2 separate regions of the Homo sapiens genome follow, and region 2 is linked to region 1. Evidence: chromatin loops called from intact Hi-C (ENCODE). Cell type or tissue: sigmoid colon. All regions are shown on one strand. Links, peaks and the distances in the headings refer to the core of each region. The heading gives the core; the rest is flanking DNA. Region 1 holds the start of LOC124905159 (small nucleolar RNA U13). Region 2 overlaps GGA1 (golgi associated, gamma adaptin ear containing, ARF binding protein 1).

Region 1 (16,645 bases), core at 3,804-11,803:
AACCCGGGAGGCGGAGGTTGTGGTGAGCTGAGATCGTGCCATTGCACTCCAGCCTGGGTAACGAGTAAAATTCCGTCTCAAAAAAAAAAAAAAAAAAAGGCTGGGCGTGGTGGCTTACGCCTGTAATCCCAACACTTTGGGAGGCCGAGATGGGCGGATCACGCGGTCAGGAGATGGAGACCATCCTGGCTCACATGGTGAAACCCCGTCTCTACTAAAAAACCCCGACTCAAAAAAAAAAAAAAAAGTGGATCTCACAAAGATGGAGAGTAAATTGGTGGTTACCAGAGGCCAGGAAGGATAGCAAGGAGGGGAGGAAGAAGAGAAGCTGATCAATGGGTACAATATACAGTTAGCTAGAAGAAATAAGACATAGTGTTCCATAGATCAGTAGGGTGACTGCAGTTAACCATAACCCACTGTATACTTCAAAAATAGCTACAGGAGAATAATTTGCATGCTCCCAGCATAAAGAAAAGATAAATGTTTAAGGTGATGGATATCCCAGTTCTTCTAATTTGGTCATTATGCTTTCTATGAATAAGCCGTCTTGTCACCCCTGTCTCAGGTGAGCGGCAACTATCTGAGGCCAGTAGCCCAGGAGTAAGAAGAATTTACCAAGACAGTTATAGGTAAAGAAAGGCACATTTATTAGAGAAGGTATGAAAATATGTTGCAGCCGGGAGTGATGGCTCACGCCTGTAATCCCAGCACTTTGGGAGGCTGAGGCGTACAGATCACCTGAGGTCAGGAGTTCAACACCAGCCTGGCCAACATGGCAAACTCCATCTCTACTAAAAATACAGAAATTAGCCGGGCGTGGTGGCACATGCTTGTAGTCCCATTTACTTGGGAGGCTGAGGCAGGAGAATCCCTTGAGTCTGGGAGGCAGAGATTGCAGTGAGTCAAGATTGCGCCATTGCACTCCAGCCTGGGTGACACGGTGAAAACTTGTCTCAAAAAAAAAAAAAAAATAGAAAAGGCCGGGTACGGTGGCTCACGCCTGTAATCCCAGCACTTTGGGAGGCTGAGGCAGGTGGATCACGAGGTCAGGAGATCAAGACCATCCTGGCTAACACAGTGAAACCCCATCTCTATTAAAAATACAAAAAAATTAGCCGGGAGTGGTGGCACGTACCTGTAGTCCCAGCTACTTGGGAGGCTGAGGCAAGAGAATGGCGTGAACCCGGGAGGCGGAGCTTGCAGTGAGGCGAGATCGCGCCACTGCACTCCAGCCTGGGCGACAGAGCGAGACTCCGTCTCAAAAAACAAAAAAAGAAAGAAAAAAAGAAAAAGAAAATGCGTTGCAAATTTGCAACAGGCAGCACAGCAGAGAAGGGGCTGTCTGCAAGGAGACAGAGGCTTGCTAGGGACGGGACAGGATGGTGCTCGTGCTGTATGCTGGAGAGGGCTTTACGCAGTACTGATAGTGCCGAGGTTGCAGTGAGCTAATTTGCAATTTTCTGTCAGCTGAGCGTCTGGTGATGGCTGGTTGCAGGAAGATTGTGAATTATTTGTGCAGGAGGGCATGTGTTCTGGAGCATGAAGAAAGGCACACTTAGAGCTTACCTGCTTTCGCTTTTTGCTTTCCCTCAATCTCACCAGTTCAACTCCTCCTTCCTAATTAGGACTCCACAACCCCCTCTCATAGCCCCTGTCCTTTCCTTCTTAGCACTTTTCACAAAATCACACTTTACAATGACAGCAGTGCCCATCTTCCCCACTAGAGACTGAGCCCCACGAGGCAAGCACGTGTCTGTTCCTTTCACACCCAGCACCCAGCAAGCAAATAAACAATCTGCACCCGCCTGGGCCTTTCCCACTTCCAAGGGGCTTTGACGTCCACACTTTGAGTCAAGATTCACACTCTGTGAGGACGGGGCAAACGGCAGGTGGAGGCACCCGAGGGGAAAGGAGCAAGGCTTGAGATAGAGGCGGGGGTGGGGGCGAGGGAGAGGCGGGGGGCAGCAGATGGCCCCTCACTCAGGGATGGAGGGGTGGCTGCTCTAGCCTGGGTGCTGGGTCCCCTCCTCTCAGCCCAGTCCTGTGATTCCTCTTAGAAACCTGCCAGAAACAGGGGCTCTCCCCTCCTCCTGTCCAGGCTAGGTGTCACTTAGATTCTCAAAACTGAAAAGTAATCAACATTTGAGGGCCCCAGGAATATAACAGAGAGTACAGTCAATGGGGATTTTTTGTTTTTTTCTTTTTTTTAATTTTAATTTTTGTGGGTATATAATAGATGTATATATGTATGGGATACATGAGATTTTGTTTTGTTTTGTTTTGTTTTTGAGATGGAGTCTTGCTCTGTTGCCCAGGCTAGAGGGCAGTGGCATGATCTCGGCTCACTGCAACCTCTGCCTCCCGGGTCAAGCGATTCTCCTGCCTCAGCCTCCTGAGCAGCTGGGATTACAGGCACGCGCCACCAGGCCCTGGCTAATTTTAGGATTTTTAGTAGAGACGGGGTTTTGCCATGTTGGCCAGACTGGTCTCGAACTCCTGACCTCAGGTGGTCTGCTTGCCTCACCCTTGCAAAATGCTGGGATTACAGGCATGAGCCACCGCGCCTGGCTAGAGATGTTTTGATAGAGGCACGCAGTGTGAAATGAGCACAGTCAATGGGTTTTTACAGACGACTCCTCTTCCTTTCCTCACACTGCTGTGCAGCGACTGGACAGTGTTCCCCTGCCTTCAGCTCTCTGCCCAACACACCGGGCCCTCAGCTGGGGGCCTCGCGTGGTTATATGTTGGGTATGGAGGGATTCTGCTCACATCCCCCAGCCCCAGCCCTATTATGCGATGGGTAACTGTGTGGGTAACTGTGTGGGGAGGCAGAAAAATGGCCTGTAAATATGACCACATCCTAATCTCTGAAACTTTCAAAAATGTTCCTTTAACGGCAAGGGAGAACAAAGGTTGCTAATCACCCGGCCTGGAGATGGGAGATGATCCTGGATTATCCTGGTGGGCCCAGTGGAATCACAAGGAATTTTTTTTTTTTTTTTGAGACGGAGTTTTGCTCTTGTTGCCCAGGCTGGAGTGCAATGGCACAATTTCAGCTCACTGCAACCTCCATCTCCTGGGTTCAAGCTATTCCCCTGCCTCAGCCTCCCGAGTAGCTGGGATTACAGGCATGCGCCACCACGTCTGACTAATTTTATATTTTTAGAAGAGACGGGGTTTCTCCATGTTGGTCAGGCTGGTCTCGAACTCCTGACCTCAGGTGATCTGCCTGCCTCAGCCTCCCAAACTGCTGGGATTACAGGCGTGAGCCACCGTGCCCGGCCAAGGATCCTTAAATGGGAGAGAGGGAGGCAGAAGAGTCAGAATCAGAGACAGTGTCCTGAGAAAGGCCTGCCCACTACTGCTGACGTTAGGATGGAAGGACCCATGAACCCAGGAAAGCAGGCAGCTTCTGAAAGCCAGAAAAAAAGGCAAAAACCAGATTCTCCCTTAGAGCCTGCAGAAGAAATGCATACCTGCTGACTTGTTGATTTTAGTTCAGTAAAATCATTTTGGACTCCTGACCTCCAGCTCTGTAAGATAATAAATGTGTGTGTTTCAGCCGCTGAGTTTGGGGTAACTGGTTAGAGCAGCAACAGGAAAAGAATCCACTGTTGTTGATGGAGATTTGAGTTGTTTCCACTTTCTTCTTTTTTTATAGAGATGGGCGTCTCACTATGTTGCCCAGGCTGGTCTCAAACTCCTGGGCTCAAGTGATCCACCCACCTTGGCCTCCCAGAGTGCTGCGATTATAGGCGTGAGCTGCTGTGCCTGGACATTTCCAGTTTCTTGCTTTGCAGACAATGTCGCTGTGACTTTCCTACTGCAAGTGCCCTGGTGCAAAGGGGAAGGAGCTAGAAGTATACACAGCTTCAGCATTACCAGGTAGTGCCACCTCCTTTCCAAACTGCACCTGCCCCGGGTTGCCATATGGACAATGGACTAGGGAAGGGCAGAAGAAGGCAGTGAAACCATTAGGGGCCATCTCAGTGATCCAAGTTCTGAATTAAAGTGGTGGCCGTGGGGGTGGAAGGAAGAGGCAGATATGAGAAATATTGAGGAAAAGTCCTTGCTAAAGGGTTGGCTGTGGGGGGTGAGGGAAGAGATGGAAGGACTCCCAGGCATCTGGAACAGAAACAAAGATGGCGCATGGCCCGGCACGGTGGCTCACGCCTGTAATCCCAGCACTTTGGGAGGCCGAGGTGGGCAGATCACTTGAGATCAGGAGTTTGAGACCAGCTTGGTCAATATGGTGAAACCCTGTCTCTACCAAAAACACAAAAATAAGCTGGGTGTGGTGGTGGGCGCCTGTAATCCCAGCTACCCTGGAAGCTGAGGCAGGAGAATCGTTTGAACCTGGGAGGCAGAGGTTACAGTGAGCTGAGATTGCACCACTGCACTCCAGCCCAGACAACAGAGTGAGACTCTGTCCAAATAAATAAATAAAACCAACAACAACAAAAAGAAGAAAAAAAAAAAGGCGGGCACAGTGGCTCACGCCTGTAATCCCAGCACTTTGGGAGACCAAGGTAGACGATCACCTGAGGTCAGGAGTTCGAGACCAGCCCAGCAGACATGGTGAAACCCCATCTCTACTAAAAATATACAAAATAGGCCGGGCGCGGTGGCTCACGCCTGTAATCCCAGCACTTTGGGAGGCTAAGACGGGTGGATCACGAGGTCAGTAGATCGAGACCATCCTGGCTAACAAGGTGAAACCCCGTCTCTACTAAAAATACAAAACAATTAGCTGGGCGTCGTGGCAGGCGGTTATAGTCCCAGCTACTCAGGAGGCTGAGGCAGGAGAATGGCATGAACCCGGGAGGCGGAGCTTGCACTGAGCCGAGATCGTGCCACTGAACTCCAGACTGGGTGACAGAGCGAGACTCCGTTTCAAAATAAAATAAAATAAAATAAAATAAAATAATTTTTAAAAATACAAAATTAGCCAGGTGTGATGGCACACGCACGCCTGTAGCCCCAGCTACTCGGGAAACTGAGATAGGAGAATCACTTGAACCCGGGAGATGGAGGCTGCAATGAGCTGTGATCTCATTATTGCACTCCAGCCTGGGTGAGGCACAGCAAGACTCTGCCTCGTAACAAAACAAAACAAAACAAAACAAAACAAAACAAAACAAAACAAAGATGGCCGGCCTTCTTTTGTCCTGCCCTGGCCACTGGCTGTCCTGGTTCCCCCCTCCTCCTTGACAGCCTCACCCTGTGGAGGCTGACCTCTCACCTGCTTCTCCCAAGTTAGGAAAACCCATCCCATGTGGGTTAGAAGTCAAATGAACAGAAAGACAAACACACATTTCCAGACAAAGAAATAAAAATGCAGGTGACAGTTTAACAGTTAAACTTTAACTGATCTAACTGAACTAAACCTTAACTAATTTCCAAGTTTGTTTTTGTTTGTGTTTCTTTTTCTTTTTTTTTTTTTTTCTGAGATGGAGTCTCGCTGTCTCCCAGGCTGGAGTGCAAGATGGTCTCGATCTACTGACCTCGTGATCCCCTCGCCTGGGCCTCCCAAAGTGCTGGGATTACAGGCGTGAGCCACCGCGCCCAGCCTGTTTGTGTTTCTTAAGACAGGTCTTCTCTGTAGCCCAGGCTGGAGTGCAATTATGGCTATTGCAGCTTTGAACTCCAGGGCTCAATCGATCCTCTTACCTCAGCCTCCCAAATAGCTGGGACTACAGGCACATGCCACCACACCAAAAATACTAATTTTGGTATTTTCTGTAGAGACAGTGTTTCACATGTTGCCCAGGTTTGTCTCAAACTCTTGGGCTCAAGCGATCCTCCCACCTTGGCCTCCCAAAGTGTTGGGATTACAGGTATGAGCCATTTCCAAGTTTTAAAGCACCATGGCACAGACTGAGGGTTTTGAACCCACAGACATAGTTTAGCCTCTTGCATGGACGGCGTCCTTTGGAAGGCCATGCGGCTCTCACATAGAGGAGGCTACATGTGCAGACCTGGAAAAATGTCTATGATATATTAATTGACAAAAGGAAGCTAAGAAAAATATGGGGGGACCTCATTTTTATAAAATAGGGATATTAGAGAACTACATACAGGTATGTAACAGTAGTTCCCATTTATTGAGCAGTTACTATCTGCCCACACTGTGCTAAGTGATCTATCCGTAGGTATTAACATTCGGTCTTTTGCTGTTGTTATCACTTCATTTGACAGGTGGGGAAGGAACTTACCTAAAGCAGTCCAATTCCATGCTCTTTTTTTTGTTTTGTTTTTTTTTTTTTGGAGACGGAGTTTCGCTCTTGTTGCCCAGGCTGGAGTACAATGGTGCAGTCTCAGCCCACTGCAACCTCCACTTCCCACGTTCAAGTGATCCTCCTGTCTCAGCCTCCCAAGTAGCTGGGATTACAGGCACCCACCACCACGCCCAGCTAATTTTTGTATTTTTAGTAGAGACGGGGTTTCACCATATTGGCCAGGCTGGTTCCGAACTCCTCACCTCAGGTGATCCACCCGCCTCTATCTCCCAAAGTGCTGAGATTACAAGTGTGAACCACCAAGCCTGGCCTTTTGTTGTTGTTGTTGTTTATTTGTTTGTGACACAGGGTGTCACTCTGTCACTAAGGCTGAAACACAAATCATGGCTCACTGCAACCTTGAACTCCTGGGCTCAAGTGATCCTCCTGCTTCAGCCTCCCAAGTAGCTGGGACCACAGGTGCGCATCACCACGTTCAGCTAATTTTTAAAATTTCTGTAGAGATGGGGCCTCACTATATTGCCCAGGCTGGTCTTGAACTCCTGGCCTCAAGTGGTCCTCCCAGCTTGGCCTCCCAAAGTTCTGGGATTACAGGAAACTCCATGCTCTTAATCAACTCTCAAAACTGCCTTTCTCTTAACCTGGCAGGAGGTGGGCAAATTTGTGGCTAGTCTGGGGACCGCCAAGAGAAATGAGATTGGGCCCCAGTTCCTCTCTCCTGATAGGATTAGCTGCTATCTGACCCATCAGGACAGTCCTGTCCAGCTGGCAGAGAGGACACTCATGCCTCAAAGGAAATAACTCACTCCATGGGAAGTAGATGTGGACAGGTGACCCAAGCTCAGTGCCAGAGGCCAGGCATTGGTGAGGGACACAGGTGCCATGTGTGGTTTGGGCTGAAAGTCCTGTTGGACCTGCCCACTCTGGCGTCATTTCCTTTTTCTTTCTTTCCTCTTCTTTTTTTTTTTTTTTTTTTTTTTTTGAGATAGAGTCTGGATCTGTCATCCAGGCTGGAGTGCAATGGCGCAATCTCGATCGCGGCTCACTGCAACCTCTGCCTCCCAGGTTCAAGCGATTCTCCTGCCTCAGCCTCCCAAGTAGCTGGGATTACAGGCATGCACCACCACGCCTGGCTAATTTTTGTATTTTTAGTAGAGATGGGGTTTCACCATGTTGGTCAGGCTGGTCTTGAACTCCCGACCTCAGGTGATCCGCCCACGTCGGCCTCCCAAAGTGCTGGGATTACAGGTGTGAGCCACTGTGCCCGGCCTAAGTTTTGTATTTTTAGTAGAGATGGGGTTTCACCATATTGGCCAGGCTGGTCTTGAACTTCTGACCTCAAGTGATCCACCTGCCTCAGCCTCCCAAATTGCTAAGATTAAAGGTGTGAGCCACTGCGCCTGGCTTGGCATCATTTTCCTTTCAGGGAGCTGAGCTCCTGGAGTGAACTGAGAGGACTGCCTCGGGGCCCACGCAGTGCACCACTAGGCCTTGCAGAGTAGGACTGGCCTTCTTTGGACAGAGTGAGTCCTTGGGATTCCCAGACTATTCTGGAAGAGACCTCAAGAGGGAGATGCTGGGCTTCTTAACAATAAATGAATGAGGATGCAGGAGAGATTGGTTAAAAAAGCAACCGCAAGCACTGTGGCTAGGGTTGTTCTCCAAGCTGGTGAAGTGGCCCGTGAGTGCGTGTACATGTGTGGACACTCCATGTTCATAGTAATGATTTTCTCTGAGAAATGGATTTGGGTCACAGTGCACTGTTATTTTTTACTTTATACACTTCTTTTTGTTTGTTTGTTTGGTTTTTTTTTTGTTTTTTTTTTTGAGACAGAGTCTTACTCTGTCGCCCAGGCTGGAGTGCAGTGGCGCAATCTCGGCTCACTGCAAGCTCCGCCTCCCGGGTTCACGCCGTTCTCCTGCCTCAACCTCTCCGAGTAGCTGGGACTACAGGCGCCCACCACCACGCCCGGCTAATTTTTTGTATTTTTAGTAGAGACAGGGTTTCACCGTGGTCTCGATCTCCTGACCTCGTGATCCGCCTGCCTCGGCCTCCCAAAGTGCTGAGATTACAAGCGTGAGCCACCGCGCCCAGCCTAGTTTATACACTTCTATACTGTTTTAGTTTATAAACAATAAGCGTGTCTTTTTTTTTTTTTTTTTTTGAGACTGCGTCTCACTCTGTCGCCCAGGCTGGAGTGCAGTGGCACGATCTCGGCTCACTGCAACCTCCGCCTCCTGGTTCAAGTGATTCTCGTGCCTCAGCCTCCCAAGTAGCTGGGATTACAGGCACTACTTGCCACCACGCCTGGCTAATTTTTGTATTTTTAGTAGAGAGGGGTTTCACCATGTTGGCCAGGCTGGTGTTGAACTCCTGACCTCAGGTGATCTGCCAGCCTCGGCCTCCCAAAGTGCTGGGATTACAGGCGTGAGCCACTGCGGCTGGCCATGTGTATTACTTTTTTTTTTTTTTTTTTTTGAGACAGGGTCTCTCTCACTCCAGTTGCCCAGACTGGAGTGCAGTGGCTTGGCTCACTGCAGCCTCTATCTCCCTGGCTCAGGAGATTCTCCCACCTTTGCCTGCCGAGTAGTTAGGACTTACAGGCACGCGCCACCACGCCTGGCTAATTTTTTGTATTTTTCGTAGAGACGGGGGTTTCACCTGCCATCATGCTCGGATAATTTTTGTATTTTTGTATTTTTGTAGAGATGCGGTTTCACTGTGTTGGCCAGGCTGGTCTTGAATTCCTGACCTCAAGTGATCCACCTGCCTTGGCCTCCCAAAGTGCTGGGATTACAGGTGGGAGCCACCATGCCCGGCTGGGAAAATATTTTCTCCTCCATGAACCATACTCTCAATGCACTAACTGGTGCTGTGACAAGCACCAGGGACAACAGGGACTGCTCTCTGGTGAGGGCCATGCCCAACTGGGGCCCAAATGCAGCTGGCATCAGTCCCTGCAGGTATTCACATATGCTTTGGTGCTGGCTGGGGGTGGAGCACACAGCGCTGCTTGCAGGGAGGAGTGGGTTTCTTCAGAAACGTTTAGGGCCCTTCCCCCATAGACATTAAAGATGTTAAACATACCTTAGGAGGCAATGTGGGCTGGTAGGAGAAGCACCCAAATCTGCTGTGTGACCTGAGGGCATTTGCTAATCCTCTCTGGGCCATGTGGGTGATCCTGTAAACTGAAGGTTTGGATGGACTTCTTCTATCTGCTAGAAGTCCCAAAGTCTAGCATAGTGGTGAGGCCCAAGTACTGGAGGTCCAGGTTGTATGGTTTCAAATCCCAGCCCTTCCAAGTCATAAGTATGAGGGTCTTGGCAAAAATAATAATGACCCTTCTGTGCCTCAGTTTCCTCCCCTGGGCATTATAGTAATTGGCGATAATAATGGCATTTGCCTGATAGAGTTTTCTTGAGGACTAAATGGATATGTATGTTATAAATACATACGTGTGTACATACTCTGTATGTAGCAAATGATAGATATCATATGAGTTATATATCATTATATATCTCACTTAGAAGTTCCTGACACAGGCCGGGCATAGTGGCTCATGCTTGTAGTCTTGGCACTTTGGGAGGATGAGTGGGGGGTATATCACCTGTGGTCAGGAGTTCGAGACCAGCCTGGCCAACATGGTGAAATCCTGTCTTTACTAAAAATACAAAAATCAGCCGGGCATGGTGGCACGTGCCTGTAATCCCAGGTACTCGGGAGGCTGAGGCAGGAGAATCACTTGAACCCGGGAGGCGGAGGTTGCAATGAGCCGAGATCGCGCCACTGCATTCCAGCCTGGGAGACAGATCTCCGTCTCAAAAAAAACAAAAAAATGGAATTCCTGACACAAAGTAAGTGCAGTTTAAGTATTAGCTGTTTTAGTATTAGCAGTTAAGTATTAGCTGTATCATCCTTGGTATTTCAGACACCTGGACAGAAATGACGTGTTTACCCAAAACAAGGCAGCAGAGGTTCATGACCATGTTAAGTATCTTTGTTTTTGGCTAAGCTTTATATCCATTCAGTGTGGGAGCAATGGATTTTCTTCCACTGATCCAAAGCTTTGATTGGCAGTTCCACGTGACTTTACTTGAGTTTTTACTGTTTAATTTTTAAAAATTTATTTGTAATTAATTATTTTTTTGAGACGGAGTTTCACTCTTTTTTTTTTTTTTTGAGACAGAGTTTCGCTCTGTCGCCCAGGCTAGAGTGCAGTGGTGCGATCTCGGCTCCGTGCAAGCTCCACCTCCCGGGTTCACGCCATTCTCCTGCCTCAGTTTCCTGAGTAGCTGGGACTACAGGTGCCCGCCACCATGCCCAGCTAATTTTTTGTATTTTTAGTAGAGACAGGGTTTCACCCTGTTAGCCAGGATGGTCTCGATCTCCTGACCTCATGATCCACCTGCCTCGGCCTCCCAAAGTGCTGGGATTACAGGCGTAAGCCACCACGCCCGGCCAAGTTTGACTCTTGTTGCCCAGGCTGGAGTGCAGTGGCACCATCTCGGCTCACTGCAACTTCCACCTCCTGGCTTCAAGTGATTCTCCTGACTCAGCCTCCCAAGTAGCTGGGATTATAGGCGCCCGCCACCATGCCCAGTTGATTTTTTTTGTATTTTTAGTAGAGATGGGGTTTCACCCTGTTGGCCAGGCTGGTCTTGAACTCCTGACCTCAGGTGATCCACCCACCTCGGCCTCCCAAAGTGCTGGGATTACAGGTGTGAGCCACCGCGCCTGGCCTATTTTTAATTTATTAATAATATTTTTGAGACAGGGTCTCGCTCTATTGCCCAGGCTGGAATGCGGTGGTGCATGTAACGTTCACGTGCTCAGTGTAACCTTGAACTTCTGGCTCGAGCAATCCTCCTGTCTCAGCTACCCAAAGTATTGGGATTATAGGCAGCAGCCACTGTGTCCAGTCTTAAGTTCGTTTGTTTGTTCCTTTGTTTGTTTGTTTTGAAACAAGGTCTCTCTGTGTTGCCCAGGCTGGAGTGCAGTGGCACAATCACGACTCACTGCAGCTTCAACTTCCCAGGCTCAAACAGTCCTCCCACCTCAGCCTCCCCAGTACGTGGAACCACAGGCCTGCCACCATACCCAGCTAATTTTTTCTATTTTTTTTTTTTTTTTTTTTTTTTTTTTTTTGTGGAGACAGGGTCTCACTATATTGCCTAGGCTTCAGCTCTACTTTTTTTTTTTTTTTTTTTTTTTGAGACAGAGTCTCGCTCTGTCGCCCAGGCTGGAGTGCAGTGGCGTGATCTCGGCTCACCGCAACCTCTGTTCCCGAGTTCACGCCATTCTCCTCCCTCAGCCTCCCAAGTAGCTGGGACTACAGGCACCCGCCATCACGCCAGGCTAATTTTTTTTTGTATTTTTAGTAGAGACGGGGTTTCACCGTGTTAGCCAGGATGGTCTCGATCTCCTGACCTCGGAGCCCTAAGTTTTTAAAATGTAGGAATCTCTTCTTAATGTAGTTTGTTTGAAAGACCAAAAGCTCTTTTTTTTTTTTCTTTGAGATGGCATTTTGCTCTTGTTGCCCAGGCTGGAGTGCAATGGCACGATCTCGGCTCACTGCAACCTCTGCCTCCCGGGTTCAAGCGATTCTCCTGCCTCAGCCTCCCGAGTAGCTGGGACTACAGGCGCCCGCCACCGCCACCATGCCCAGCTAATTTTTTGTATTTTTAGTAGAGATGGGGTTTCACTATGTTGGCCAGAGTGGTCTCGCAGGTGATCCGCCCGCCTCAGCCTCCCAAAGTGCTGGGATTACAGGTGTGAGCCACCACACCCGGCAGGCCAAAAACTTTTTTTCTTTTTTTGAGACAGGGTCTCACTGTGTCTCCCAGGCTGGAGTGCAGTGGTGCAGTCATAGCTCGCCACAGCCTCAACCTCCCGATTCAGGTGATCCTCCCACCTCAGCCTCCCGAGTAGCTGGGACTACAAGCCACCATGCCTGGCTAATTTTTGTAATTTTTTTTTTAATTGATCATTCTTGGGTGTTTCTCGCAGAGGGGGATTTGGCAGGGTCATAGGACAATAGTGGAGGGAAGGTCAGCAGATAAACATGTGAACAAGGGTCTCTGGTTTTCCTAGACAGAGGACCCTTTGGCCTTCTGCAGTGTTTGTGTCCCTGGGTACTTGAGATTAGGGAGTGGTGATGACTCTTAACGAGCATGCTGCCTTCAAGCATCTGTTTAACAAAGCACATCTTGCACCGCCCTTAATCCATTTAACCCTGAGTGGACACAGCACATGTTTCAGAGAGCACAGGGTTTGGGGTAAGGTCACAGATCAACAGGATCCCAAGGCAGAAGAATTTTTCTTAGTACAGAACAAAATGAAAAGTCTCCCCTGTCTACTTCTTTCTACACAGACACAGCAACCATCCGATTTCTCAATCTTTTCCCCACCTTTCCCCCCTTTCTATTCCACAAAACCGCCATTGTCATCATGGCCCGTTCTCAATGAGCTGTTGGGTACACCTCCCAGACGGGGTGCTGGCCGGGCAGAGGGGCTCCTCACTTCCCAGTAGGGGCGGCTGGGCAGAGGCGCCCCTCACCTCCCGGACGGGGCGGCTGGCCGGGCGGGGGGCTGACCCCCCCACCTCCCTCCCGGACGGGGCGGCTGCCGGGCGGAGGGTCTCCTCACTTCTCAGATGGGGCGGCTGGGCAGAGACGCTCCTCACCTCCCAGACGGGGTCGTGGCCGGGCAGAGGCGCTCCTCACATCCCAGACGGGGCGTTGGGGCAGAGGCGCTCCCCACATCGCAGACGATGGGCGGCCGGGCAGAGACGCTCCTCACTTCCTAGATGGGATGGCGGCCGGGAAGAGGCGCTCCTCACTTCCCAGATGGGATGGCGGCCAGGCAGAGACGCTCCTTACTTTCCAGACTGGGCAGCCAGGCAGAGGGGCTCCTCACGTCCCAGACGATGGGCGGCCAGGCAGAGGCTGCACTCTCGGCACTTTGGGAGGCCAAGGCAGGCGGCTGGGAGTTGGAGGTTGTAGAGAGCCGAGATCACGCCACTGCACTCCAGCCTGGGCACCATTGAGCACTGAGTGAACGAGACTCCGTCTGCAATCCCGGCACCTCGGGAGGCCGAGGCTGGCGGATCACTCGCGGTTAGGAGCTGGAGACCAGCCCGGCCAACACAGCGAAACCCCGTCTCCACCAAAAAAATACGAAAACCAGTCAGGCGTGGCGGCGCGCGCCTGCAATCGCAGGCACTCGGCAGGCTGAGGCAGGAGAATCAGGCAGGGAGGTTGCAGTGAGCCGAGATGGCAGCAGTACCGTCCAGCTTTGGCTCGGCATCAGAGGGAGACCGTGGAAAGAGAGGGAGAGGGAGACCGAGAGGGAGAGGGAGACCGAGAGGGAGAGGGAGGCCGAGAGGGAGAGGGAGGCCGAGAGGGAGAGGGAGAGGGACTGGGACTGGGACTGTAATTTTTTTTTGTAGAGACTGGGTTTTGCCATGTTGCCCAGGCTGGTCTCAAACTCCTGGGCTCAAGCGACCCGCCCACCTCAGCATCCCAAAGTGCTGGGATTACAGGCGTGAGACACTATACCTGAGTTCAAGTGATTCTCCTGCCTCAGCTTCCCTAGTAGCTGGGATTACACGTGCCCACCACCACGCACGGCTAATTTTTTGTATTTTTAGTAGAGGTGGGGTTTCACCATGTTGGCCAGGCTGGTCTCAAACTCCTGACCTTGTCATTCGCCCACCTTGGCCTCCCAAAGTGCTGGGATTACAGGCGTGAGCCACCGCGCCTGGCCTCACCTCAGCCTTTCTAGTAGCTGAGACCACAGCTACACCACTGCACCCATCTAATTAAAAACAAACAAACAAACAAACAAACATTTTCTACAAATGAGATCTCACGGTGTTGCCCAGGCTGGTCTTGAACTCCTGGCCTCAAGCAATCCTCCCACCTTGGACTCCCAAAGTGCTGGGATTACAGGCATGAGCCACAGAGCCGGCCTGTAACAAGACTGAAGGGAGGCCCATCTCATGCATGAGCATGAAAGCCCAATCGTCATGCTTATGAACGACAAAAGGATCATACAGCGAACATTTACTGGACATTGCCCTTAGTGCTCCACAGGTACTGTCTCATATAACACTCACCATGTCCCTGTCATTTTCCACATGTAAGAGGTGAGCGAACTGAGGCCCAGAGAGGTTGAGAGACATAAGTGGGTCACACAGGTAACTGGCAGGCGGTCTGCTGTGCACATGGGGGGCATATACAGGCATGCACATGGGCTGTGTATGTGAGCAGGAGTGTATAGAATGGGGCAGCTGTGAGCACAGGTGTTCATGAGTGCATATATGGCTCTGTTTACATGCTGTGGACGTGGGTGTGCCCAGCATGAGTTTTTTACAGTCTTGGCAGGCTCTGCTTCCCCAGCCTGGAGCACCCTCTCTCCTTTGGTCCCCCGATTACACCTATTTATCTTTGAAGCCTCGGTGCAGGCGTCACCTGTCCTGTGCAGCCTTCCCTGGCTCCTCTGGCCGAGTTAGTTGCACCGGGTCAGTTGCATCAGCTCTCCCTGGTGTTGCTGTCTCTCCCCTTGCCCTTGCAGGGTGAGCGCAGGGACAGGGCGTGTCCCTTCATGTCTGTGTCACTCAGGTGCCTGGAACAGGCTTGACCAGGATATTAACAGGAATAACAGCTGCTACTCAGACTCAGTGGGCCTGGCCACGCTCAGGGCCTCACTTAATCCCATTTCTTCATCTCATCTCAGGTGAGGAAGTGAATTTCCAGGGAAGATCATTGATTGAAGCAGGTGTGTGGCAGAGCCAGCCAGTGAGCCCTGAGTTTGGTGCCAGCCCTGCCACTCCCCTACCATGCTCCGTTCAGGACTATTTTAGTATTTTTTAAAACTTTATTTTGGAATAAATATCACATGCACATGGGAAATAGTGCAGAACATATGAAAGCATTTAACACTGAAATGTGTCCCACCACCCCTGTCCCCTGGCCTTCTGGCTCCCTCCCCGAGGAGGCAACCACTATTCCCAGGGTCTTGTGTGTCCAGGGCCCCTTCACACTGGGTTCCCTCACCCTGGGGGTGTGTGTGCACAAATGTATGTGTGCAAATCCTTCTGGAGAGGTTTAAGCATGAATAAACACAGATGCAAATCTGCACAGGACACAGTTTCCTTTTTTTTTTTTTTTTTTTGATACAGAGTTTTGCTCTTGTCACCCAGGCCGGAGTTCAATGGCATGATCTAGGCTCACTGCAACCTCTGCTTCCCGGGTTCAAGCGATTTTCGTGCCTCAGCCTCCCAAGTAGCTGGGATTACAGGCACTACTTGCCACCACGCCTGGCTAATTTTTGTATTTTTAGTAGAGACGGGGTTTCACCATGTTGGCCAGGCTCGTCTCAAACTCCTGACATCAGGTGATCCCCCGTCTCGGCCTCCCAAAGTACTGGGATTACAGGTGTGAGCCACCACACCTGGCCCACTTCCTTCTAATGCTGGAATGAATGTTCCTGTCAACTTTCAGACACACTTGGCCAGTGCAGCCAGCTGTCCTGCTCTTGAGTGAGGACACAGCCACGTGGGAGCAGCTGGAATGTGGCTCTGGAGATGCCACAGTTGAGGTCACAGCTAGTAGATGACACAGACTTTCAGCAACTGAATGAGTGAAGAGGGGAGAGACTGCATGAGATTGGAGTTGGGTTGTGGGGACACCCTGGGGTGGGGGCCAGGGACACCTATAAACCTGTCTTCCTCAGGAGATGGTGAGAATCTGCTGGAGTCCAAAGGGTCAGGGCCAGCCAGGCCCCTGTGAAGTTCTCCCTGTAGCGCCTCCCACCCCCACATCAGTGCATCCATGTCACACTGCTGGTGGGGCAAGTCCACCATCTGTCACCTTTCAGACACATTTGGCCAGTGCAGTCAGCTGCCCCACCCGAGAGTGGACACAGCCACATGGGAGCATCTGGGATGTGGCTCTGGAAATGCCACAGTCAAGGTCCCAGGGCCAGTGGATGGCCAAGCCAGGTGACCAACTTGAAGAAGCAGGTTCCTCCCACTCCGCCGGCCTGGTTGAGTCTTGGCCTTGAGAAGCCACAAGGGAGCTCATGGCGGGGAGACCAACTGGGGCCAGGATGGCCAGAGCTAGGGAGGGGCTGGGAGCAGCCCATGCAAGAGCTCAGGGGCTCTGGAAAGAAAGCGCGGTTGGCAGTCCCCGGGACGCAGGCGATGAAGGTGGAGCTGCGGGGTGGTGACAGGGCAAGGGCCAGCCAATCACACAGGCACCCCGAAACGCCTCCTGCCCTTTGCAGGGGGATCTAGCCTTTCTGGGCCCTTTGGGAATAAGCTGTTGCCCTGCTTTACTAGGAAACTGAGGCAGCAGTGTGGAAGTGGCTCCACATTGAGGCCTCCTCATGTGGCCTCCAC
Region 2 (8,000 bases), core at 1-8,000, 170 kb after region 1:
TGTCCTCCCCTCTGCCGGCCCTCTGGACCTTTCTCAAGGGAGCTGGGAACACCTGGGGGGAGGCCAGGCCAGTGGGCCCAGGTCTGCCTTGGGCACTGTTGTGTTTCCAGAGGCAGGTGCACTGCTTGGCATCTGCTGCTTACAAAACAAGACAGCAACGAGCCTCTCCCTGCTGGGCCTGGACAAGCCCAGGAGAAGTTGCTGGTTTGTGGGAACAGGGAGTGCTCCCCACCCCATGCCAGCCATGGTGGGCCCTCACCACCGCACTTGCTGGGATTCCGGGGGCAGCGACTGCTGCAGGAGGGTCTTCCCCAGGAGGTCTAGGTCGTCCAGACCGCTGCTTGCTGGCAGGGATGTCTGCGCTGGGGGTCGGCTTTCCATACTGGGGGCCTGGGCCAGAGCAGGGGCTGGGGGCTCAGTGGCATCCGACGACTGTGGGGAAAAGGATGCAGGTGGGGTGGGGCTGTCTAGAGAGGTGTCAGCATCACCTGATCCTGCCCTGAGGCTCAGTGTCCTCCTTGCAAATGACATCTGGGAAAGCAGCCACAGAGGTGGGGACCCCAGACCACCCATGTCCATGATGCAGGGTGGCTGGGTCTGGTTGGGGGTTCTACAATCCAGGGACCTCTGTCACCCTCAAGGGAAAGGAAGAGGGATTGCCCATCTCAATCCCAATCCCAAAGGCTGGGCTGCAGCCCCAAGGCTGAGACTTGGGGAAGATACAGCTGGAGGTAAGGGGAGGCCCTGTACCCTGGGTGGGTGTCTCCAGGCCCCTGGGCCACCCCCTGGCCCTGGGCTCTTGAGTAGAGCCCATCCATCCTTTTAGTTTCTCCAGGCCACTTGTCCCAGCTGCCCTGACCCTGGGACTGGGACAGGCCAGACTAGTTTGTGGTCCCCTCCTACCTGGAAGCTGTTCCATCCGGTACCATCCAGGCTTGGGCCTGAAGGGGGTGTGGGGTCACTGAGGCCTGAGGGGAAAGCAGGAGAGAGGTGAAGGAGCTGGGCTGACCCTGCAGAGGCCAGAGAGCCGAGGGGCCATGTGTGCTGGCATGGGGCTCCCTACCCCTTTCTGAGGCTCAGCACGGAGGGGAGAAACCCACATTTTCAGAGGGAACCAGCAGCAGAGCAGAACCAGTAACCAAGATCCCGGCAACCCCTTGTGCTGACCCCACACACGCTTCCCCTCTTCCTGGCCAGGCCACTCCAAAGCTCTGTGCACACAGACAATAGACATCAGGACTTTCATCTTCACTCGTCATCTGGCAGCAGAGAGCCTGCAGGGCTGGGCTGCAGGGAGAAGAGGTTCCTTTCCTCACGCATCCAGGCAAGGGGAGAGCAGCTCTGTGCCTGCCACTGGCCCACTCGAGGGACGCCTGCTGGGTGACTGTGGGCTAGGCACTGTGCTGGCTGAGCCACAGTGTCCCCAAGAATACGAGGACAGGGCTGGACTGGAGGCGACGCTGAAGGCCCTCTTGGCCCTGGCACATGCCAGTGAGGCTCACTGGTACTATGGAGGGCTGGGGATCCCTGTGGATGGCCCTAGAACTAGCTGCCGATGGGAAGGAGGCAGCAGGTCACCAGCCAGCCTGACCTCTGCCTGCCCTGGAATACTGTCAGCCAAGTTCACCCCAAATCTGACCTAGAGAAGATAAGGGATCTTGTTTCCAACAAATCCTGAAAAAGTGAGGTCCAAACCGAAGTGCTACCTGACAGGCAAAGGCAAGGGTACCAGGAAGCTGTGACAGTGGGTCCCTTCTAGATGCACTTCTTAGAGGCCAGAGATAAAGTGCACTGATGATGCCCTAGATGCTTCAGGCCCTTCAGATGCTGGTCTTGCTTAATCCTCAAACAACCTTCAAAGGTAGGGGTGAGCTTCTCAGCCCTCTTTTAGGGATAAGAAAATGGACTCAAAGTTGGTAAATAACCTGCCCGAGAACACACAGCTAGAAAGTGGCAGAGTCTGGACTCAGACAGAGCATGGCCTGACTGCCAGCATTTGAACACAACTCTGCCACTTGGCTGTGTGATATTGGGGGGTGACAGCCTCATCTGTAAAATGGAGACACCAGCCAGGTGCAGTGGCTAATGTCTGTAATCCCAGCTATTTGGGAGGCTGAAGCTGGGGTTTGAGATAAGCCCTGGCAGCATAGAGACTCTACCCCTAAAGAATAAAAGGAAAAAAAATTAGCCAATGCCTGTGGTCCCATCTACTTGGGAGGCTGAGATGGGAGGATTAGTTGAAGCCAGAAGTTTGAGACCAGCCTGAGCAATATAGTGAGACCCCCATCTCAAAACCAAAAAGAGGTGGGCGCAGTGGCTCATGCCTGTCATCCCAGCATTTTAGGAAGCTGGGGTGGGTGGATCACTTGAGGCCAGGAGTTCAATACCGGCCTGGCCAACACAGGTGAAACCGTGTGTCTACTAAAAATAAACTAATTAACCGGGTGTGGTGGCACACACCTGTAGTCCCAACTACTCAGGAGCCTGAGATGGGAGGATCACTTGAGACGGGGGAGGTTAAGGCTGCCTGAACACCCTCCTTGAGGGACAGGAACCTGTCTCCCACCCCTGCCGTGAAGAGTGAGGACCAGCCCCCTGTGTGGCCCCAGGGCCTCCTCCATTCCCCAGGCCCAGGCTGCAGGCTGCCCTGGCACTTCCGGCTCCTGTGCCCCCATGCTTTGCCTCTGAGAGGAAAACAGAAGGAAGCTGGTGGCTCAGAACTATGCCAGTGCAGTGCGGGGACAGGAAGTGCGGCTGCATCTCGCTTCTCTTGTGGAGGTGGTGCTGCAGCTGCTGGCTGGGGGCTGGTGGCCCTGCAGTACTTCCCCACCCACTGCCCCTCAGGTAGCTGCCACCCAGGGCTGGCTCCACAGGGGAAGATAAACCTTGTATGAACGTTCCTGTCCCTTGACCGTCCTTTACTTCTCTGTAGAATGGGGTAAAGGTCCTCTCCCTGCGGTCACCCTTGGCTCTGAATGAAGAGGGGGCGGCTGCATGGGGCTCGTAAGCAGCTTCAGGGAGGGTGCTGGCTGCTGGGTTCACAAAGGGAGCTCACAACTGGGCCTCCTTTCCCCTCAGCTCTCCTTCCCCTTCAGCTCTCCCTCCACACTCCGGGTCCTCATTTCCTTTTCCTTGCTTATGAACAACGAGTCAGAGCAGCCCAGCTGCTCAGAGTGTGGCTTCAGGATCAGAGCCCAGCTCAAGTCCTAGAGCCCTTTCTGCACAAGTCACCCAGCCTTTCTTTTTCCTTTTCTTTTTCTTTTTTTTGTGAGACGGAGCCTTGCTCTGTCAACCAGGCTGGAGTGCAGTGGTGCCATCTCGGCTCACCGCAACCTCTGCTTCCCCAGTTCAAGCAATTTTCCTGCATCAGCCTCCCCAGTAGCTGGGACTACAGGCATGTGCCACCACGCCCAGCTAATTTTGTATTTTTAATAGACATGGGGTTTCGCCATGTTGGCCAGGCTAGTTTCAAACTCCTGACCTCAAGTAATCCCTCTGCCTTGGCCTCCCAAAGTGCTGGGATTCCAGGCGTGAGCCACCGCGCCTTTCTGTGCTGCCGTTTCCTCATTGTGCAGTGGGGCTATTAACGGCACCTGCCTGCAGAGACCGTGAGGGTCACCTAAGACAGGACAGAGTGCAGTAGTGGGCACCACCAAAGGAAGCACTCCTGGAACCCAGGCAGACCCCGCCCAGGGCGCCCCGGGTCCCCATCACTTCTTCAAGGCCTTCGGGTCTGGTTTTTGCTTCAGAACTGGCTCAGGAAACCACAGTCTGAATCTTGGCTTCCAACATATCCCTGAGGATTCCTTTGATGTGGCCCTAACGTATCTGCTCTTCATCCCTTCAGTGGCTCTCAGGAGGAGGCTGTTCTGATCTCAGCTCTCGGATGGGGCTGCTGCCCTGAGAGCAGTTGGAAACCCAAAAATGGTTTGGGCAGCTGGGAACGCTTTGCTGCTTCCCCCCGGGGAAGCCTGGCCCCTGCTGGGCTCTGGAGCCGGAGCCTGCCCGGGAGTAACAGCAGGCCTGGCCCTGGACCAGCTTGGATCACCGAGTCCCTCGCGCTCTGGCCTCGGCTTCTCTGGAGCCTCTGGGTGCTCTGGAGCCCAGAGCCCTCCCTCTCCTCTTGGTGGATGAAGAAACTGCTGAACTTTTGCCCAGACAGTTCTCAATTCCAGGCTCTAACCTGTTGCGGGGAAATCCCCTGGTTTCCCCCCAGGCTGCCAGAGCCTGAATGCTGGTTAGCTTATCCGAGGCCGGCTTAGAGGTTGCCAGCCTCACCCTCTGGCCGTGTGGCCTCGCACAAGCTCCTAACTTCCCCGAGCCTCAGTTTCCTCAGTTGTGAAGTGGGCCTAATGCTCATCCACGTGCCCCACAGGATCCACACCTGGGGTACGTGGTTCCGCTAGCTGTGAGTGGGCCCTGGGATCATGCCCCATCTGCTGCTGAGCCCGCCCTCCTCCAGGCCTGGCCCCTTCCTCACCCAGAGACATGAGCTCGTCGTCAAGCAGGGAAACTGAGGCACTGGGCTGCTCAGGGCTGGCCTGCTCGCCAGGGCGGGTGGGCATAGCTGGGTAGGTGGTGCCCGCAGGCGGGAGATCCAGGCCTGAGAGATCCAGCAGGGCCGAGGTGCTCCCTGGGGTGGGAAAGAAGAGGCTGGCAAGTCCTGGGTGTACACGTGTCTCTCAGAGTCCACAGGGGTTGCGGGGGAGCAACACCTAACCCCCGATGCTTTACCACTGGTCTCCTGCCTCCCCTTCCTTGGCCACACCAGCCCCTGCCTGGAAACTGCTCAACAGGACCTCTCTTTGGCATATGATGGTACTTCTGTCCGGAATGTATTTCCTTCTTAGCTCTACTGGGCAAACTGCTACCCATCCTTAAGGCCCTGCTGAAACTTGGCTGCTTCCGTGCAGCGCCTCCATCTCCACTTCTCCCTAACAGAACCAATTCTAACCCCTTTTGTGACCCCCCAAGGCTGCCATCTTACCCTTATTAGACCTGAGTCTGTAATGTTTACTTTTCTAACCCCCCTCGCATTTTCTGATACATAAAGCCTCTGGGGTGTCATCTAGCCCTATACAACAGGTGCCAGATTTGTCAAATGAAAGAATGCCTTCCTTCTTCTGCCTGTCCTCACCAAACCCTCAGCTCCCCCACCAGACTTCTTCCCCCACAGCTGCAGGCTTGGCACAGACTTCACCCCCAGCTCCCTCCCTGGGGCCTTCCCCATCTTAAGGGGCCAGGGTCACCCTGGCAGTCATTCCAGCCGCTCTGAGACCAGCACACCACCCTGCACTCTCTGTGCCCCTCCAGCCTGATGGGTGCCCTCCCAGCTCTCCTGCCACCTCCTCACCAGGGATGGAGCCGGCTGTGGCATCACCGTTGACCTCCTCACCCCGCACCAGCTGCTTATACAGGTTGATCACCTGGGTGAGGTTGTCATTGGCCTGCAGGATCTCCGCTGGAACAGGCAGGAGGGGAGAGGCCAGGCTGAAGGACTGTGGGGGCCTCTGGGCGGCAGGGGACGAGGACCCCACATCCATCACAGCCTGTGTGTGAGGGGAAGGGAAAGGGGCAGGGAAACAGCCCATCTCGTCTGCTGAGACTCTGGCCCTCCGCCACCTCCCTGGTCTCACCTCCCACCCTTCCCTCATTCACTCCCTGCCATACTGCCTGGGCTGTCTCAACACACTGGGCCCGCTCCCGCCTCCAGGCCTCCACTCCAGCTCTGCTCTCTGGCTGCCCCAGATCTCTGCATGGCTTCATCCCTTACTGCCTTCAGGTCTTCACCCAAGGCTCACCTCAGGGAGGCCTGTCCTAAATCCCTCCTGCACCACCTCATCCCTTCCCTGCTTCTCTTCCTCCATGCCACTCACCACCGTGACGAACTGTCGGTGCTCATGGACTTGGTTATTGTCTGTCTCCTCTCACTAAACTACCATGAGGAAGTTTTTGTCAACCTTTTTTTTTTTTTTTTAATATAAATATATTTGAAATAGAGACTGGGTCTCTCTATGTTACCCAGGCTGGTCTTGAACTCCTGGACTAAAGCAATCCTCCCACCTTGGCCTCCCAAAATGCTGGGATTACAGGTGTGAACCACTGCACCCGGCGTTTTGCAAACTTTGATCAGTGCCAGATCCCTGAGGGCCTAGAACAGTGCCTGGCACCAATCAGGCCCTCGGCAACACTGCCTTCCCCAGGTGCCAGGGTGTGGGGCAATCTGGGCAGTGAGCCTTGTGGGTGGGGCTCCTGCTTAATGAGGGAGTGGATGGTACCCAGACCGCAGCCCAAGTGGCCCAGGCTGACACGTGGGCAGAGATCAAGGAAAAGAACCTGGTATGTGGCCCTGGCAGAAGCCGTCAGGCTCAGGTCTGGAACTGCCTGGGCTGTGGGATGCACTCTTAGCTTCCATTCACCCTCATTAGGGAGGAAGGTCTGGGGGCAGATGGCCCTCCGTCTCCCCTGGCTCTGCCACTGTTCTGCTCTGTGATCTGGGCAAGTCATTTTCCTCCCTTAGCCCCAGTTGTGAAAAGGGGATGGGTCTGCCTCCTGTGCAGCTGCGGGTAGTAAATAAGATGCCTGTTAAGGGGGCTGGCCCACAGGGCCTCTCAACAGGGGGGCGGCCCCTGCTCTGTGTCCTCAGAGAGGAGAAACCCAAGGTCGGTGCTGGAGAAGGGGGCCCCCTGGTGGTGGCTCCTTCCAACTGCAGATACTTAGCAGGGCCTGGGGGAGGTGGGGGCAGGAGGTGGAGGGAGAGGGGGGGACCTGACCTCAGCACCTGCCCTGGGCTCACCTAAGGCCTCATCATTGTCCTCTGTGTCACTCGCCAGTCGGAAGAGCGTGGGCCGCATCCGCTCACAGCGCTGGTACAGTTCCTGAGGGCAGCAGGATGGGCGGGTCAGGGTCCGCGTGGGCTGTGGAGTGGGCAGGGAGTGGGGTAGGCAGGGAGGCAGGTGCACCTTCATGAGGTCCTCGCTGCTGCCAGCTGCTGCGCCGCCCTGGCTGTGGCTCATCACCATCTCCGTGAGCAGTTTCACATTGTTGTTCACCTCCTCGATGGCATTCACCCTCTTCGAGATCTTCTCCATCCGCTTCTGGTCCTGGGGACACATTGGCCAAGGGCCCCTGAGAACCTTTGGCCTGGACGAGGCACTGCCCCCTGCCACTTGAGAGAATGTGTGCTGGGATCTGGGTTGACAGCTGGGTGACTGTGGGATCACACTCTGGGTGGGGCTCCAGCAGGCCCTGCCAGGAGCCCCTCATGCCTAGGAAGGGCACGCTGGTCCAAGAAGCCCCCAGTGCCCAGGCCTCTGCACAAGCTCATCAGGATCTTCAGAGATGGCCCAGGAACCTGGGTTTCCAAACCCCTCACCAGGTGCTTCTGAAGGCCCAGGGCCCTAGACCTCCACTGTGGTTCTCAGTGACTCTTGCCCTCCTTGTGTTTGCCCTTTCAAAGGAGGTTCCTGTACTTCATAGTGCAAGGGGACCTCTGTGGTCACCAGGTACAGCCTGGAAACGAGCAGGAAGACCCTTCCAGTGTCTGTCGGTGCCTGGCAGATGGGGGAGCCCGTGCCTTCAAAGGCTGCTTTTGGGAGCAGCCCGGCTTTCCCCTGCCCCTCCGCTTACTGTGCGTGCCCCTCCTTTGCAGAGTGAAAAGTGGCCTCACACAGTCCTCCCACCTTGGCCTCCAAAGTGCTGGGATTACAGGCATGAGCCACCACATCCAGCTTTGAAACTTTTTTTTCAGCACTTTGGGAGGCCGAGATGGGAGGGTCATTGAGCCCAGGAGTTACAGACTAGTTTGGGCAACAAAGGGAGATGCTGTCTCTACAAAAAATAAAATTAGCCGGGCGCTGTAGCGTGTGCCTTTGGTCCCAGCTACTTGGGAGGTTGAGGTGGGAGGATCGCTTGAGCCCAGGAGGTCGAGGCTGCAGTGAGCCATGATCGTGCCACTGCACTCCAGGATGAGATCTTGTCTCAATTAAAAAAAAAAAGTT

What was found. A loop is a pair of places that touch in the nucleus more often than their neighbours do. Peaks named below come from ENCODE experiments on the same cell type or tissue, not always from the same donor. Only the 100,000 strongest peaks of a DNase experiment are listed, where the experiment ranks them.
Region 2: it touches region 1 in a loop (4-fold over the local background); 21 of 110 quality-filtered maps call a loop at or near these places.

What each region holds. Positions count from the first base shown.
Region 1 is chr22:37,783,173-37,799,817 of GRCh38, reverse strand. It overlaps LOC124905159 (small nucleolar RNA U13), which reads right to left and starts at 14,292; the gene lies at 14,185-14,292. In sigmoid colon, for the core only: a CTCF peak has its summit at 7,803; a DNase peak (open chromatin) is centred at 7,797; H3K27ac peaks cover 223 bases.
Region 2 is chr22:37,622,430-37,630,429 of GRCh38, reverse strand. It overlaps GGA1 (golgi associated, gamma adaptin ear containing, ARF binding protein 1), which reads right to left. Exons shown (of 17, transcript NM_013365.5): 8 at 6,963-7,103; 9 at 6,797-6,878; 10 at 5,354-5,461; 11 at 4,481-4,633; 12 at 904-968; 13 at 260-432. Among named protein-coding and RNA genes, the nearest start is that of SH3BP1, 13 kb to the left of the region's middle. In sigmoid colon, for the core only: a CTCF peak has its summit at 6,695 (motif pointing left); DNase peaks (open chromatin) are centred at 4,049, 6,254 and 6,659; H3K27ac peaks cover 2,992 bases.